Regions from separate parts of the Homo sapiens genome. Here region 2 is linked to region 1. A link is an interaction called in ENCODE POLR2A ChIA-PET data of the cell type or tissue named here. Cell type or tissue: K562. All regions are shown on one strand. Links, peaks and the distances in the headings refer to the core of each region. The heading gives the core; the rest is flanking DNA.

What was found. Peaks named below come from ENCODE experiments on the same cell type or tissue, not always from the same donor. Only the 100,000 strongest peaks of a DNase experiment are listed, where the experiment ranks them.
Region 2: POLR2A ChIA-PET joins it to region 1 with 5 read pairs; 2 of 35 experiments call an interaction of 5 or more read pairs at or near these places.

What each region holds. Positions count from the first base shown.
Region 1 is chr19:35,200,904-35,209,227 of GRCh38, reverse strand. It overlaps LOC105372379 (a long non-coding RNA gene), which reads right to left and starts at 4,107. Exons shown (of 3, transcript XR_935938.2): 1 at 3,952-4,107; 2 at 2,836-3,075. RefSeq lists enhancers at 3,448-3,617, 4,593-5,110, 5,111-5,628, 5,629-6,146. In K562, for the core only: no CTCF peak of the experiment used is centred there; a DNase peak (open chromatin) is centred at 3,727; H3K4me3 peaks cover 220 bases.
Region 2 is chr19:35,095,299-35,103,622 of GRCh38, reverse strand. The region is part of intron 1 of LOC124904701 (hepatitis A virus cellular receptor 1-like); the gene reads right to left. It overlaps HPN-AS1 (HPN antisense RNA 1), which reads left to right. Exons shown (of 4, transcript NR_024562.1): 2 at 4,236-4,418. Among named protein-coding and RNA genes, the nearest start is that of HPN-AS1, 6.8 kb to the left of the region's middle. In K562, for the core only: no CTCF peak of the experiment used is centred there; a DNase peak (open chromatin) is centred at 7,485.

The sequences.
Region 1 (8,324 bases), core at 178-8,177:
CCAGCCTGGGCAACAGAGCAAGACTCCATCTTAAAAAAAAAAAAGAAAACCTCGTTGCTCCCTCCTGTGGAATATGGATACCTAATTAACATGATCACATACAGCAATGACTGGCTTGGAGGGGAGGAGGCATCCTCAGTGCTGAAAGGTGGGACAATGTCCACTGAGGGCTCTGGTCCTAGCACTGAATGAGCCAGGCTCTTTCAATTCCTGGATAAGCACTTGTTCACCCATTGTATGTGGACCACTTACCCTGGCTGCCTCATGTAGGATGCTGTTGGCTGCAAGTAAGAGAAGAATAAATTCCAAACATCTTAAAACAATAAGGATGCCAGGCACAGTGGCTCGTGCCTGTAATCCCAGCACTTTGGGAGGCCGAGGCAGGCAGATCGCGAGGTCAGGAGATTGAGATCATCCTGGCTAACACGGTGAAACCCCGTCTCTACTAAAAATCCAAAAAAATAACTAGGCATGGTGGCGGTCGCCTGTAGTCCCAGCTACTCGGGAGGCTGAGGCAGGAGAATGGCGTGAACTCAGGAGATTGAGATCATCCTGGCTAACACGGTGAAACCCCGTCTCTACTAAAAATCCAAAAAAATAACTAGGCATGGTGGCGGTCGCCTGTAGTCCCAGCTACTCGGGAGGCTGAGGCAGGAGAATGGCGTGAACTCAGGAGGTGGATCTTGCAGTGAGCCGAGATCGCGCCACTGCACTCCCGCCTGGGGGACAGAGCCAGACTCCATCTCAAAAAAAAAAAGCAATAAGGACACGTATTATTTTACAGAACTGCTGGTCCCCCAAAGGCGGGGAGGTTCTCCAGGGGTCAATGCATCAGTTGAATGATGTTCTTATAGACTCAGGCTCCTCAGCATGTGGGCAATGTCATCCCTCACGGTGGTAACGTGGCTGCCACAGCCCCAGCCATCATTTCCTATAGGTGCAAAGCATCACAACCGTATACTTCCTCTTGCTAAAATCCTACTCTACCCATTTCCTTTCTGTATTTTCAGTGTTTAGCCTCTCTGATTCTGCTCTTACTACTAACTCATGAGATTTCAACTCATGGCGACTATAGGTGCTCCGAAGTGCTAATGAAAGAAATTGCAGAAAGAAAAGAAGAAAAATGATGTCTTTCTCTGTGGCTTCAGAATCATCCTCAGCATCATAAAACTCTGTTTGCAAATATTCTTTGCAGGCCGCAGGGACTTCAGAGATCATCAGTATGTCTTGTCAAAGAAACTTTAACATTCCAGCATCTGTGATTCTGGGACTAATACTTAAATTGCATGTAGATTCTGAAAAGGATAAATATTTGTGAATTTTTTGTTAAACCAGAGGAATATTTTTACTACCCCCTCTTCTTCAACGTGGATGAAAGAGAAAGCAAAAACACGTGATGCTGTTAGAACTCTGCTCTAGACTAAGAGTTTGAGAGCCCAGCTTAAGCCAGCAAATGCCTCCTCACACTGCCACATTCTCTCTGCGAGGAAAAGAAAAAGTTTATTTCTCTTACATTATTATTTTTTTCTTTTTTTGAGATAGGATCTCGCTGTGTCACACAGGCTGGAGTGCAGTGGTGTGATTATGACTCACTGCAGCCTTGATCTCCCAGGTTCAGGTGATTCTCCCTCCTCAGCTTCCTTAGTAGCCAGGAATACAGGCACACACCGCCACGCCTGGCAAATTTTGTGTATCTTTTTAAAATTTTTTTGGAGATGGGGTCTTGCTATGTTGCTCAGGCTGGTCTCGAACTCCTGGGCTCAAGCGATCCTCCTGCCTTGGCCTCCCAAAATGCTGGGATTACAGGTGTGAGCCACCACACCTGGCCTCCTACAGTACTTTTCTTTTTCTTTTGAGATGAAGTCTCACTCTGTCACCCAGGCTGGAGTGTAGTGGTGCAATGTCCACTCACTGCAACCTCCGCCTCCCAGGTTCAAGTGATTCTCCTGCCTCAGCTTCCTGAGTAGCTGGGACTACAGGTGCACACCACCATGCCCAGCTAATTTTTGTATTTTTAAAAATAGAAATGGGGTTTCATCATGTTGTCCAGGCTGGTCTCGAACTCCTGACCTCAAGTGATCTGCCCATCTTGGCCTCCCAAAGTGCTGGGATTACAGGCCTGAGTCAACATGCCTGGCCTCCTACAGTACTTTTTAAGAGCAAAAACATTTTACCCCAGATGCCTTCCACTAGCCAGCCCCCAGCAGACTCCCCCTCCAAGTCAGTCACTGCTGTGACTTCTCCTTGGCCAGGAGTGTGTCCCAGCCTTTTCCAGAACCAATCACCAACAAGAAGACAGGAGAACTATGCCTGGCTTAGATCACTCAGAGGCTGAGGGTACTTTTTCTGAACACATGGTCAGAGCTAATAAACAGGCTAATAAAATTAAGGCTCTGCTTACAAAGAAGTAAAGGAAAATGGGCTTGCTTATTAATAATGCAGATTCCCAATTCCTGCTGCTAGTTGCACGGCTGCTTCTGTAGACACTCTGCCTCCGTCTGGCCTGGCACTTTGATCTTGTTTTTATGCCTCAGGATGAACGAACCTCAAACACCCAGGCTTCTTAGAATAGAAGGTCCTAGAGGAGGAGTGGTTTCTGAGAGAAGGAAGCACCTGCCCGCATCTCTTAAAAGGAAAGTACCTAAGCTTGACTGCCTGCTTATCTTTGAGGTTTTATTATCAATCAGGCCTTCTGGCACAAGTGATTAAAACCCAAACTAGCTTAAGTACAAAGAGAATGTATTGGTTCTTAGAATGGAAAGTCTCGGATTTCAGGTATGGCTGGATCCAGGTGCCCCTGCAATACACTCAGGATTATGCCTCTCTCCCTCTCACCTCTGCTGTCCTCAATATTGACTTCATTTTCATGCAGCAAAGATGACCTCCAGCAGTTCCAGGCTTAGAGCATAGCAGATAAGTAACCATAGCAGAAAAAGAAACACCACTTTCCCAATAGTTCCAGCAAAAGTCCTGCAGCTGTCTCTCATTGGCTTTACTTGGAATGGCGTGTTCATTTCTGGATCTGGGAAATGTAGTTGGCTGTGTCCGAATCACATAGACTAAGAGCAGGGGAGGCTGGTTCCCAAAGAAAATGAGAAGGGTAAACGAATGCCCGTCAGGCTAATCTCTCTCTTGTGTGTAGAGAGAGCCCCGGAGAGCATCAACCTGTCCTGTTTTACCATGAAGAGCATTCAAAAGCTAACAGGGTGATAGGGGTTTAGTAAGTTGGGAGTGGTCAGGGAGAGGTCTTGGAAGAGACAGTGTTGAAAGCAAAGCCTTGAGAGATAAGAAGTCAGTGTTTTAGGCGGCAGGACCTGTGAGGGCAAAACACCTGAGAAAAATCAATATTTGACAAATGAGTGGCTAAATGAATGAATGAATGAGTGAATGATTAAATGAATGAGTGGGTGAATGACTATAGACAGACACTGTAGACAAAGAGCCCCATCTTCTTGCTCAGAAGGACCCACCAGCCCCTGTAGTAATGGGAGAGCTGGAGTTGGGCTGCAGACCTTGCAGGGAAAATGGAGAGGGAGAGAAGGAGGAGGGGAGAGGAGGGAAGGAGGGAAAGAGCCACTCGGACTCCGCAGGAGCCAGGAGGAAGGGCCAGATGGACCCTACCTGGGAGACTACATCCAACGTTTCTCTCCTTGAGGGTCCTGGGCTGCCTGGAAACCCTCCCCTCTCCACAGCCTCCATTCCCTGCCCCTTCCCTCCCCCGCCTTACTCTCACTTCCTCTTTTCTGTTCCTCTTGCATACCAAGCTAGCTCTCGTCTCAGGCCTTTGTGCTTGCTGTTCCCTCTGCCTGGAACACCCTTCTCTAAGAACTTCACAGCCCTCAGGTCTCAGCCAAGAGTCCCCTCCACCAAGCAGCCCTCCCTGACCACCCCAACTGAATTACCCATCCCTCTACGCCCACAGCCTCTTCCAAATCACACCACCCTGCATACCTTCCTCTCTCTGAAAATGTCATGTTTGTGAATCTGTTGTGGTCACAGTTGTCACCCTGTCAGAGGCGTTTGAACCAGAGCAACCCCATCTTGAGTAGGGGCCAGGTAAAATGAGGCTGAGACTTACTGGGCTGCATCCCCAGATGGTTAAGGCATTCTGAGTCACAGGGTGAGATAGGAGGTCAACACAAGATGCAGGTCATAAAGACCTTGCTGATAAAACAGGATGCAATAAAGAAGCCAGATAATACCCATCAAAACCAAGATGGCCACGAGAGTGACCTCTGGTCGTCCTCACTGCTACACTCCCACCAGCGCCATGACAGTTTACAAATACCATGGCGATGTCGGGAAGTTACCCTCTATGGTCTAAAAAGGGGAGAAATGAATAATCCACCCCTTGTGTAGCATATCATCAAGAAATAACCATAAAAATGGGCAACCAGCAGTCCTCGGGGCTGCTCTGTCTATGGAGTAGCCATTCTTTATTCCTTTATTTTCCTAATAAACTTGCTTTCACTTTATGGACCTGCCCTGAATTCTCTCTTGTGGGAATCCAAGAACCCTCTCTTGGGGTCTGGATCGGGACTCCTTTCCTGTAACACTATTATTACTGACTTATGAATATTCTAGGGTTGTTGCGAAGTCTGGGTGCGAGTCAGGCACAGTGTTTACCTGCTTGGCCCTGCAGTGTCCAGCCAGGTTCGTGGCCTCCTGCCTCTGTGACCCTGTTCAAGTGACCTCCCTGCTCTGGGACTGTCTGTTCCCCCATAATATGGAGACCTCTATATTGCTCTTCTATACCTCATGTCTGTCTTTTACACACACACACACACACACACGTGTGTGTGCATGGCTGTGGTGCAGGTTTAATGACCTCATGCAGATGTCTAGAGCATGGTTCTAGGCAGAAAATGGAAAAGTATTTATAATATAATTAGTTCAACCAGCTACAATATAGACAGGGGTTTCCTGGCAGGCCATGTGACTTCAGTAATGGCCTGGGTCTGGCTTCGCCTTTAACCCTCTTCCTAGCCTCCCCTCAGCTCTCAAGGGTCAGCTAGGGGCCATCGCCCTGCATGTAGGGAGGCTGGACGGCAGAAAGCATGAACCCCATGATGCTCCCTGTCCTGCCCTGCCCATGCTGTCACCAAGTGGGGCAGCTAGACTGAAAGGGCTTCCACAACTCTGGGGTGGGCACCAACAGCCAGGGGAGCTGGAGATTGAAGGGTAACATTGCAGACTGGAATAGGAAGTTCCCTGGCCTCCAAGCCAGGCCTCACTAGGACTCTCCTGCCCTCAAATCTGGAAGCTCAGTGTCTTCACCCTTTAGGTCTCTGGGGGATAGGAGACAGAGACTTAGGAGGGTCCAGGGGAAAAGAATTTCCAAGTAATAACATGGAAAATAAAACAAAGCTACTAAACCAAAGGATATTGCTATCAACCACAGTAGCTTTCACACTTTTGTTGTTAACTGTAAGAGAGTCATTTGACATCACAACCTAGAATATATACTTTGAACCAAAAATAAAATCCTGAGCCCCCCAACTAACTAAGTGGACCCCCTTCTGGGCCAAAGGGACCCCAGAGACATCTGAACAACTGAATTCTAGCCATGAAGAAATGGGAGGTGCACATGCCTCATTCTAGCCCCTCCCTTCTGGAGTTTAGGCCCAACTGACCAACATTAACATTAAAATACAGATCACAGGACTGACAGAGTAGACTCTTTATGGCAATCAGATCCCAAATTCCAAGCTGACCCTGGTCACATGTTCTCTGAGCGCTGCCACTTAGGAGACTTCATCTGCATAACAAGGGCCTTGTCTTCTACAACCCCTTATGTTAGCTCAAGCATTCTTTTCTAAGGACTTCTTCAGTCTTTAGGCAAAGCTTAACTCTTCCAACCAAATGGCAATCAGAAAGTCTTTGAATCCGCCTGTAAGCCCTGTTCCCCACCCTCTGACTCAAGATATCCCACCTCTTTAGGCTGAACCAATGTACACCTTCCGTGTATTGATTTATGTCTTTGCCTGTAACTCCTGTCTCCCTAAAATGTATAAAACCAAACTGTAACCTGACCCCCTCAGGCACATGTTCTCAGGATCTCTTGAGACTGTACCCCAGGCCATGGCCACTCTTATAGGCTCAGAATAAACCTCTTTAAATATTTCACAAAGTTTGGCTTTTCTGTCAACAATACACACTCACAATAAGAGTTTACCAAAGTAACACTTACTTAAGGCTGGAGACAAACTCTGATACTCTGAAATTTCTTTTTTCTTCTACTTAATTCCATTTCAGAAAAAAATTGCTGGTTAGGACCTTCTAAATTGATCTCATGAACCACTAACGAGTCACTACTCACAGCATGCAAAGCTCTAATTACACACTAGAAAGTATGTTTTAACACCAGGGGAAAATGGGAAAGTTTTACTCATAGAATATTCCTTTGCATTACACTGAATGTATTTTACTTGATAGAAAATGCTGTACTTTTGCTTAAAGCTAATTTCTACAGCAGACAGATGGAGAGTATACCATGGATAGGCACAGGCAGAGGAGGCTCTGCTTTCTGGGCCTAACTTCATTCATTCATTCCACAAATCTGTACCAGGTGTTGGAGGGTCAGCAGCAGTGGCGTGCTGTATTAATCTGTTCTCACACTGCTAATAAAGACATACCTGAAGGCTGGGTGCAGTGGCTCACGCCTGTAATCCTCGGGGAGGCCGAGGCGGGAAGATCATGAGATCAGGAGACCGAGACCATCCTGGCTAACATTGTGAAACCCTGTCTCTACTAAAAATACAAAAAATTAGACGGGCATGGTGGCGGATGCCTGTAGTCCCAGCTACTCGGGAGGCTGAGGAAGGAGAATGGCATGAACCTGGGAGGCGGAGCTTGCAGTGAGCTGAGATTGCGCCACTGCATTCCAGCCTGGGCAACAGAGCGAGACTCTCTCTCAAAAAAAAAAAAAAAAAAAAAAAGACGTACCGGAGACTGGGTAATTTATAAAGAAAAGAGGTTTAATTGACTCACAGTTCAGCATGGCTAGGGAGACCTCAGGAAACTTACAATCATGGTGGAAGGGAAAGCAAACATGTTCTTCTTCACCTGGTGCAAGAGAGAGAAGTGCTGAGCCAAAGGGGGAAAAGCCCCTTATAAAACCATCAAATCTCATGAGAACACACTCGCTATCATGAGAACAGCATGAGGGTAACCTCCTCCATGATTCAGTTACCTCCCACTGCGTTCCTCCCCCTGACACATGGGGATTATGGGAACTACAATTCAAGATGAGATTTAGGTGGGGACACAGCCAAACCATATTATGTGCTGAAGCCAGTTTATCCCAACTCACAAGAGCCCTTTGTTAAGTTTTTCAGGAGTTATGGTTGAACTCACATTGGTAGCTTGAAATCAGTCGTGGTGGAAGATTTATACTACGGAATCAGCAACTCTATAAGTCAGCATCCCCCAGCCCCTACAAGGGTTGTCAAACCTTTATGAGCACACTGCTAGTCAGCAGTGACCAAGACCTGGTCCCTGCCCTGGCACAGGCTGTCCTAAAAGGACGGGGGCACACTTTACTCAACCACAAAAACACATATAAACACGTGCCTTATGTGTGCTATGTTCTATACACCTGCTATGAAGGAGAAGTATAGGAATTCATGAGAGAAGATAACAGAAGGAATTCGAACAAGGCTTCTCCAAGGACACGAAGTTTGAGCAGAGACTTAAAGGATGAGGGGATTTAACTAGACAAAGAATGCGGGGAACAGTATTTCAATGAGAAGGAATAGTGTGTACAAAAGACCAGTGCTGAGAGAGGATGGTGAGTCTGCACAGCATAGCTGGAGTGGAGAGGATGTAGCAGCAGAGTGAGAGATGGAGATACCAGGCTGCAGATGTGAGCATCCCGGCCACGCGGGATCTGAGGCAGCACGAGGCCTCTGGTTTTTATGCAAAGAGCAATTCTCACAAAGCTACTCCCGCATTGCCATGCCCTCTTTTACACCTCGTCCTATCGGATTCTGCAAACTAGATTTATGGTGCAGATTGCACTCACTGTCCTCTTCACAGATGCAGAGGAGAGGAGACATCTCCATCTCCTCCTGACATGACTTTTGCTAACCTGCATTTTAGAAGTCAGCCTCTGAAAGGTCAGACGTGAACATGATAAGAAAAAAAAAAATCCACAGCACTGAAAAGCTCATCATTTCACTGGCAGTAAAATAAGAAGCATTTACTTTATAGTTTTTCTTCAGCCTAAAGTGAGCTTTGAGGTGATGTCAGGAGGTAATTAAGGTGGGAGCTAATCAGCCCACACCAAGAAGATACTTTGAGGGCAGCCAGGAAAGCCTCCAAGT
Region 2 (8,324 bases), core at 240-8,239, 110 kb after region 1:
CCTGTCTTAAAGGGCAACACCCTTACTGGCCCCTCACCCCTTTCCTGCTTTTTTGTTCTCCAGAACCAGCTGTCACCTTCTGACATACCATAAATTTACTTCTGTATTTGTTTATTGTCTTTCTCCCAGGGATTTTTGTCTATTTTTCAACAAAATTAAGTTCCTGCCTTCGAAGAACACATATTCTGTCAAAAGGAAGATAGATCATAAACAAAGAAATGATTGACAGAAAAGATGATTTAAGAGACTGACAGATACTTCAAAAGAAAGGGCTGGGCGCGGTGGCTCACGCCTGTAATCCCAGCACTTTGGGAGGCCGAGGCGGGCGGATCACGAGGTCAGGAGATCGAGACCAGCCTGGCCAACACGGTGAAACCCCATCTCTACTAAAAATACAAAAAATTAGCCAGGCGAGGTGGCGGGTGCCTGTAGTCCCAGCTACGCGGGAGGCTGAGGAAGGAGAATGGTGTGAACCCCGGGGGGCAGAGCCTGCAGTGAGCCGAGATCCCGCCACTGCACTCCAGCCTGGGCGGCAGAAGACTCTGTCTCAAAAAAAAAAAAAGAAAAGGAGTAGGGTTACAGTAGAGAGAGGGTGGGAGTGGTGGTTCTTTTCATGTGTGTGGTCAAGGAGGGCTTCTCAGAGAGGGTAACATTTGTGCTGAGACTTGAAAGATGAGAATGATCAGTTATATGAGGACCTCCAGGAAGAGTGTTTCAGGCAGAGGGAACAGCCTGTGCAAAGGCCCTGAGGTGGGAGCCTGCCTGGAGTATGGGAGGACACTAGGAGGTCACTGCGGCTGGAGCAGAGTGAGTGAGGGGCAGGTGGGAGGGGACAAGGGCAGAGAGGTGACAGAAACCAGTTTTGTAGGGTCACATAGGCCACAGTTTCACTCAGTGAGGTGGAGCCATGGGAGGGCGTTGAGACAGAAGGAATGTGACCTGAGTTCGTTTCTTGTTCTTTTCTTTTCTTTTTTTTTTTTTGAGACAAGATCTCACTCTGTAGCCCAGGCTGAAGTGCATGGTGCAGCCTCTGCCTCCTGGACTCAGCTGATCCTCCCACCTCAGCCTCAGCCTCCTGAGTAGCTGGGACTACAGGCATGCGCCACCATGTCCAGCTAATTTTTTATTTTTTTATTTTTTTTTATTTTTTTTTTTTTTGAGACGGAGTCTTGCTCTGTTGCCCAGGCTGGAGTGCAGTGGCACAATCTCGGCTCACTGCAACCTCCGCCTCCCAGGTTCAAGCAATTCTCCTGCCTCAGCCTCCCAAGTAGCTGGGATTACAGGCGCCTGCCACCACGCCCAGGTAATTTTTTGTATTTTTAGTAGAGACGGGGTTGCGCCATGTTGGCCAGGCTGGTCTCCAACTCCTGACCTCAGGTGATCCACCCACCTTGGCTTCCCAAAGTCCTGGGATTACAGGTGTTAGTCACCACGCCCGGCCTAATTTTTTTTATTTTTGTAGAGTGGGGTCTCACTATGTTGCCCAGTCTAGTCTCAAACTCCTGGGCTCAAGCAATCTGTCTGCCTCGGCCTCCTAAAGTGCTGGGATTACAGGCACGAACCACCACACCTGGCTCCTGAGTTCAGTTTTGTTTGTTTTTTTTTTTTTTTTTGAGACAGAGTTTCGCTCTTATTGCCCAGGCTGGAGTGCAATGGTGCTGCGATCTCAGCTCACTGCAAACTCTGCCTCCTGGGTTCAAGCAATTCTCCTGTCTCAGCCTCCCGAGTAGCTGGGATTATAGGCGCATGCCACCTCTCCTGGCTAATTTTTGTATTTTTAGTAGAGACGGGTTTCATTATATTGGTCAGGCTGGTCTCGAACTCCTGGCCTCAGGTGATCTGCCGGCCTCGGCCTCCCAAAGTGCTGGGATTACAGGCGTGAGCCACCGTGCCCGGCCTCAGATTTTTAAAGACTACAACTTTACTCTGCCTGCTGGGGGTGGGGATGCAGCACTAGTGGTACAACGTTGGCTTGACTTTGCAGTTACATGTTTTATTTATTTACTATTATTTTTTAATTTTAAATGTAAATTTTAAATAGAGATAGGGTCTTGCTATGTTGCCTAGGCTCAAGTGATCCTCCTGCCTCAGCCTCCCAATGTGCTGGGATTAAAGGCATGAGCCATCACACCTCACCTGTGTTATTTATTGATCAAATGCTTTTATGCCCTTACTAAATGCCTTCTCCTAGACAATTCACACCTCTTAATCCTCACATACAGGTAGGTACCATTCACTTCCCTTTTACAGATGGGAAACTGAGGCACAGAGATGTAAAGCCACTAGGTCCAGTTCCACAGCTAGCAAATGGCACAGTGGGACTCAGTCCTGGTCCCCTGGGCCCATCACCACAGGCTTCACCGTGTTACCACGTTGCCAGCTAAAGCATCCACCGAACCCCAGGTGGACCCAACACCCATCAACCCTGAGGGGCCCAGACAAGAGTAGAAATGGAGGCACACACCTTACACATCTTCATGTTTAAGATTACAAACCAAGCTGCCACACTATTACATGGAATACGGTCTATCCTCCTGCCTTGATGCATAAACCTCCCTAGCGTCCTGGTGGTCAGGTGCAAAATCAGAATTTCCAACTTTTCCTGGACAGGATCTGGCATCCAAGGAGAGACTGCCCTGGGCCCGTCTCTTCTCTGTGCAGCCCCAGCTCTGGCCCTCACTGCAAGAGGCACTGCATCCCCGTACATCTAGCCTGGGCCGCTCTGCCCAGCTGGGTCCACACTGGCTTCCTGCAATGCTGCCTAGAATGCGTCATGTGGGCCGCATGGTCCACTCTTGTGAGGATGGACCTGGGGACAAGGCCAGCGTGGACCCTGGAAGCAGCTCTGAGCCTTTTAGGCAGGGAATTCCCATTCCTGGAGCACGGTCTGGAAGGGGAGGGCCATGCAGGCTCCAGGCTCTAGGGGTCAGGGGCGTTTCCCAGAGGACTCCAAAGCCCACGGAGTGGGACGCAGCCAGAAGAGGCCAAAGCGGGTGGATCCTCTGAAGCTCAGGGCTGGGGCCCTCTGCCCACTTCTAAAGGTCCCAGTAGCTCTTTCTCCAAAGGGAAGGCCCTTGGGCCACCACCATTTCTTCAGCCTGTTTGTGTTTGTTTTTGTTTTTGTTTTTCTTTGAGATGGGGTCTCTGTTGCCCAGGCTAGAGTGCAGTGGCGTGATCTCAGCTCACTGCAGCCTCGACTTCCTGGGCTCAAATGATCCTCCCACCTCAGCCTCCTGAGTAGCTGGGACTATAGGCACGTGCCACCACTTGTGGCTAAATTTTTAAATTTTTTATAGAGACAGGGTTTCGCCATGTTGGCCAGGCTAGTCTTGAACCCATGGCCTCAAGCGATCCTCCTGCCTCAGCCTCCCAAAGTGCTGGGATCACAGGCGTGAGCTCCCACGCCCGGCGTTGCTGTTCTTCACGCTCATTACTCACTAGAGTTCCTGGAGGCCCAGGACCAGAGCTGGGTGACAAGTACCTGGACGGCTCCAAACTGTCCTGCCAGCAGTGACAGCTGCCATCCTGCCACATCCACATCCACCTGCTGGGCCCACATGGCATCCCACGGCTCCTGGCGCCTGATCTCCACCCAGATGGCATAGGCGCTGTGGTGTGGCCGGCATGTTCTAGCCAATATCTCCCAGCCAGGCCCTTGAACCTGATGGTGGGTCCCATTGAAAGTGTGCAGGTGGGGGTCTCCGTACAGCCACAGTGTCCCGTAGTGCATGGGGTAGCAACCCCAGACACCCCTGTGCTGGCAGCACAGCTCACAGGGCCTGCAGGCATGAGGGTGGCACTCGAGCGGGCGTCCAGGTCCATGGTACACGCACCTCTGATCACAGGGGGCTGCAGGCAGCACCTCAGTACCCAGGCGGATATAGCGGCCCTGCAGGTGGCAGCCGCAGCAAGCGTGGGGCACCGAAGATGCCCGCCTCCAGGGCAAAGCCCTCGAGGCAGAAGCAGCTCACTGTGCACTGGAGGGTGCAGGGCGCGGAGGAGTTGAGGCTAGCACAGGTGGCCGGGAAGGGTGGCCCACAGGAGTCATAGTAGCTGTTGGCTGGACACGCCACACCTGGGGGAGGGGAAAGATCGCCCAGAGGCCACAACCCTGAAACCTTTGCTCCCTCAATTAGAGGGAGAAAAAAATCAGGGTGAGTGCAGGGGAGGGAAGGGCAGGAATGAACCACAGGACGATTCCCAAACTGCCACTGTTCTTTTTTTTTTTTTTCCAGACAGGGTCTTGCTCTGTTGCCCAGGCCAAGTGCAATGGCATGATCTCAGCTCACTGCAGCCTCCCGATTGTTCCGATGAAACTTTTAACCACGTGGTTTGTTATGCATGTCACACCCACAGGCCACTTCAAACTTGCAGCACACAGTGAGCAACTCGGACAATATAGGGTCCAGTGCTGGGAGGTGAGAGGTAGGATTAGGAAGGGCCCAAGAGGAGCCCTGGTCTGGCTTGAAGCTTGGGTTAACATCCTAGGCAGGGCTGGGGTCTCCCTGGGGATGAGGGCTTCCGATCCACCGGCGAAGGAGGCATCCTAGCTAGCCAAGTGGGGAGGCCATCGTTGGAGCTGGGGGCGGTGAAAGGGAAGGAGCACGTAACTGCATCCCAGGCTGGCTCGCCACGCGGGCAGGCAACGCGCAGCGCAGGGCGCAGAGTTGGACGTAGGCCTCCAGCATGGTGCACAGCATGCGGTTGCCCGTGCCATACTGGCAGAGGTCAGAGACACACACCTGCGTGTAGGACACGGGGCTCTCATACCAGTGGCACTTGGCCAAGGGCCCGGAGCGGTTTGCCAGAACACTGCAGAGCTGCTCCACCCGGGGCCTGTCCTGGCAGGGCTCAGCGCCACCAGGGTCCCGCCGGCAGCTGGGGGATCACAGGACTCAACACCACCACCTCCAAGCCTCCTCCTCCTCCTGCCTCCCCCCTGGCCACCCTTGGCTAGTCCTCCTCTGCCCGCACCAGGTTCTCCCTCCCAGCAGCTGACAGCTCCTGGTGCAGTTTTAGACACGTTTAAAAACCTCAACCCCATAGTAACAAATGATTTTCATACAGTTACTCAACATGAGGGAGTCATTAATTTTTTTTTTTTTTTCGAGACAGAGTCTCGCTCTGTCACCCTGACTGGAGTGCAGTGGCGCGATCGCAGCTCTTGGCAACCTCTGCCTCCCGGGTTCAAGCGATTCTCCTGCCTCAGCCTCTCAAGTAGCTGGGACTACAGGTACCCACGACCACAGCCGGCTAATCTTTGCATTTTTAGTAGAGACGGGGTTTTGCCATGTTGGCCAGGCTGGTCTTGAACTCCTGACCTCAGGTGATCTGCTCACCTTGGCCTCCCAAAGTGCTGGGATTACAGGTGTGAGCCACCACGCCCAGCCAGGATAGTTATTAGTTAGATCCTGGATTCTGGAACCAACTTTGTTAGCTTCAGATCCCAGCTCTGCTACTTGGACGAATCCCCAAGTCTGTGCCATCCAATACCGCAGGCACTAGCAACCAGAGGCTACCGAGTATTTGAAATATAGGTAGTGTGACAGAAGATGTTTAATTTAATTTACACATAAATTTAAATAGCACGTGTGTTTGGTGCATTGGACTTTGCAGGACTAAGGTCTCAGTGAAGGGAGACTGGCACGGTGACTCATGGCTGTAATTCCAACACTTTGGGAGGCCGAGGTGGGCAGACCACTTGAGGTCAGGAGTTCAAGACCAGCCTGGCCAACATGGTGAAACCTCATCTTTACTAAAAATATAAATATTAGCCGAGCATGGTGGCGTGTGCCTGTAATCTCGGCTACTCGAGAGGCTAAGGCATGAGAATCACTTGAACCTGGGAAGCGGAGGTTGCAGTGAGCCGAGATCGTGCCACCGCACTCCAGCCTGGGCGACGGAGCAGGAATCAAAAATAAATAAATAAATAAATAAATAAATAAGGTCTCTGTGAGGAGTGCTTCCTGTTTCCCCTGTGAGAGGTGGGGGGGTGGAGTATTTAGGATCAGGGACCCTGAAGCCAGAATGCCTGGACTCAAATCCCTGTTCCACCATTTTTTTCCCCTCTTTTTTGATAGGGTCTCGCTCTGTCACCCAGGATGCAGTGCAGTGGTGCCAGCATGGCTCATGGCAACCTCGAACTCCTGGACTCAAGAGATTCTCCTGCCGCAGCCTCCAAGTAGCTGAGAATACAGGTGTGCACCACCACCAGGCCTGGCTAATTTTTTTTTTTTTTTTTTTAATAAAGACGAGATCTTGCTATGTTGCCCAGACTGGTCTCAAACTCCTTAGCTCAAGTGATCCTCCTGCCTTGGCCTCCCAAAATGCTGGGATGACAGACAAGAACCACCATGCCCGGCCCGTTCCATCATTTCTTATTGTGGGAACTTGGGCAGATGCTTCGCCCTTCCATGCCTCAGTCTTCCCCATCCGTGAAAGGGTATAATCATTGTTCCTGATTCTACCTGAATCAATCTCCTGAGAGTTGTGTGTGCAATTCACACCCTCTTCTTCCACCTTTCTGTTCTCAAAGCCTGCCTGTCTGCCCACTGTTTTCCCTGAGCCCTGTATTTCTCCCAACCCGGGCCCTTCCTGGTCCCAGGCAGCCACCCACCCAGGCCGGCTGTCCTGGGTCCACCAGGCGTTGCCAAAGATGGCATCACTGAGGGTGGGCACCCTGCTGGGGAGCACCTTGTCATCACTGGGGTCGCCACTGAAGTTGCCACAGAGTCCGCAGAGGTGGCTCCAGAACTCAGGCCCCACGCACACCAACAGCATATTGTGGCCATTGAACTGTACCTGGAGCCAGGTGCCCACCTGCAGGAGCACCAGGCCCTGCTTACCGCCTGGCTGTCCACCTGCAGTGCAGGGGAAGAGCTCAGGATCCATTTCCCCCTACCATCTCCCACCCCCTAGTGCCATCCATACACTCCTCATGACCCCACAGCAGGTAAGGTGTATGAATCTCCAAGCCGAGCTGTCTGCTCCATGCCACCAAGGACCTCACACCTCACACTGCCAAGTTCACCTTAGCCCCTTCCCCTTCGTTTCCCTTCCCTTACTTTTCTCATCCACTTGCCTGGCTTTAAACCCCAGCTGTATTCTGACAATTCCCAAATGCCCTCACCAGTCCTAGAACTCCAGGTGTCTGCATCCTGCTGTGTCCCAGCTCTGGGAGAAAAGAGGCACCTCGAACTCCCCACGTTCAAATCTGAACTCCTAATCTTACCCCAAGCTTCCTCTCCTACCTTCTCCATCTCAGGCAGTGGCAGCTTGTCCAGGACGCGGAGGCCAAAAACCAAATCATGTTGGAACCTGCCCTCTCTCTCATCCCACAGCTGATCCTTTCAAAATATTTCCAGAATCTAACCATGTCTCACTCCCTCTACTGCCCTCTTCCTGATTCCAACCACTGCCACGTTCTGCCTGAACAATTCTGTCAGCCTCCTCTCCAGTCTACCTGCTCCCCCCAGGTCCTCGGCCATCTGTCCACTGCATGAAGCCAGAGGGATCTGCTGACACCTGAGTCAGATCAGGGGCCTCCTGGGCTCAGAGCCCTCCCTGAAATCCCTGGAACTCCCAACCCATTCTGAGTGAAAGCCAAAGTCCTTACAGTGACCCACAAGGCCCTACAGGATCTGTCCCCATTAACGCTCCGACCTCACCCCTTACTCTCCCCGGGTTTACTCCACTCCAGCCACACTGGCCGCTGGCCTCCCTGTTCTCTCTCTCTTTCTTTCTTTCTTTCTTTCTCTTTCTTTCTTTTCCTTTTCTTTTCCTTCCTTCCTTCTTCCTTCTTCCTTTCTTTTCCTTTCCTTTCTTCTTTCTTTCTCCTTCCTTCCTTCCTCTCTCTCCCTTTCTTTCTCTCTTTCTTTCTTTTCTTTCTTTCTTTCTTTTCTTTCTTTCTTTCTTTCTCTTTTCTTTCTTTTCCTTTTCTTTTCTTTTCCTTACTTCCTTCTTCCTTTCCTTTCCTTTCTTCTTTCTTTCTCCTTCCTTCCTTCCTCTCTCTCTCCCTTTCTTTCTTTCTTTCTCTTTCTTTCTTTCTTTCTTTCTTTCTTTCTTTCTTTCTTTCTTTCTTTCTTTCTTTCTTCTTTCTTTCATCTTTCCCTCCCTCCCTCCCTCCCTTCCTTCCTTCCTTGTCTTGCTCCATCACCCAGGCTGGAGTGCAGTGGTGCGATCTCAGCTCACTGCAGCCTCCACCTCCTGGGTTCAAGCGATTTTCCTGTCTCAGCCTCCCGAGTAGCTGGGACTACAGGCATGTGCCACCACCCCCATCTAATTTTTGTATTTTTAGTAGAGACAGGGTTTCACCATGTTGACCA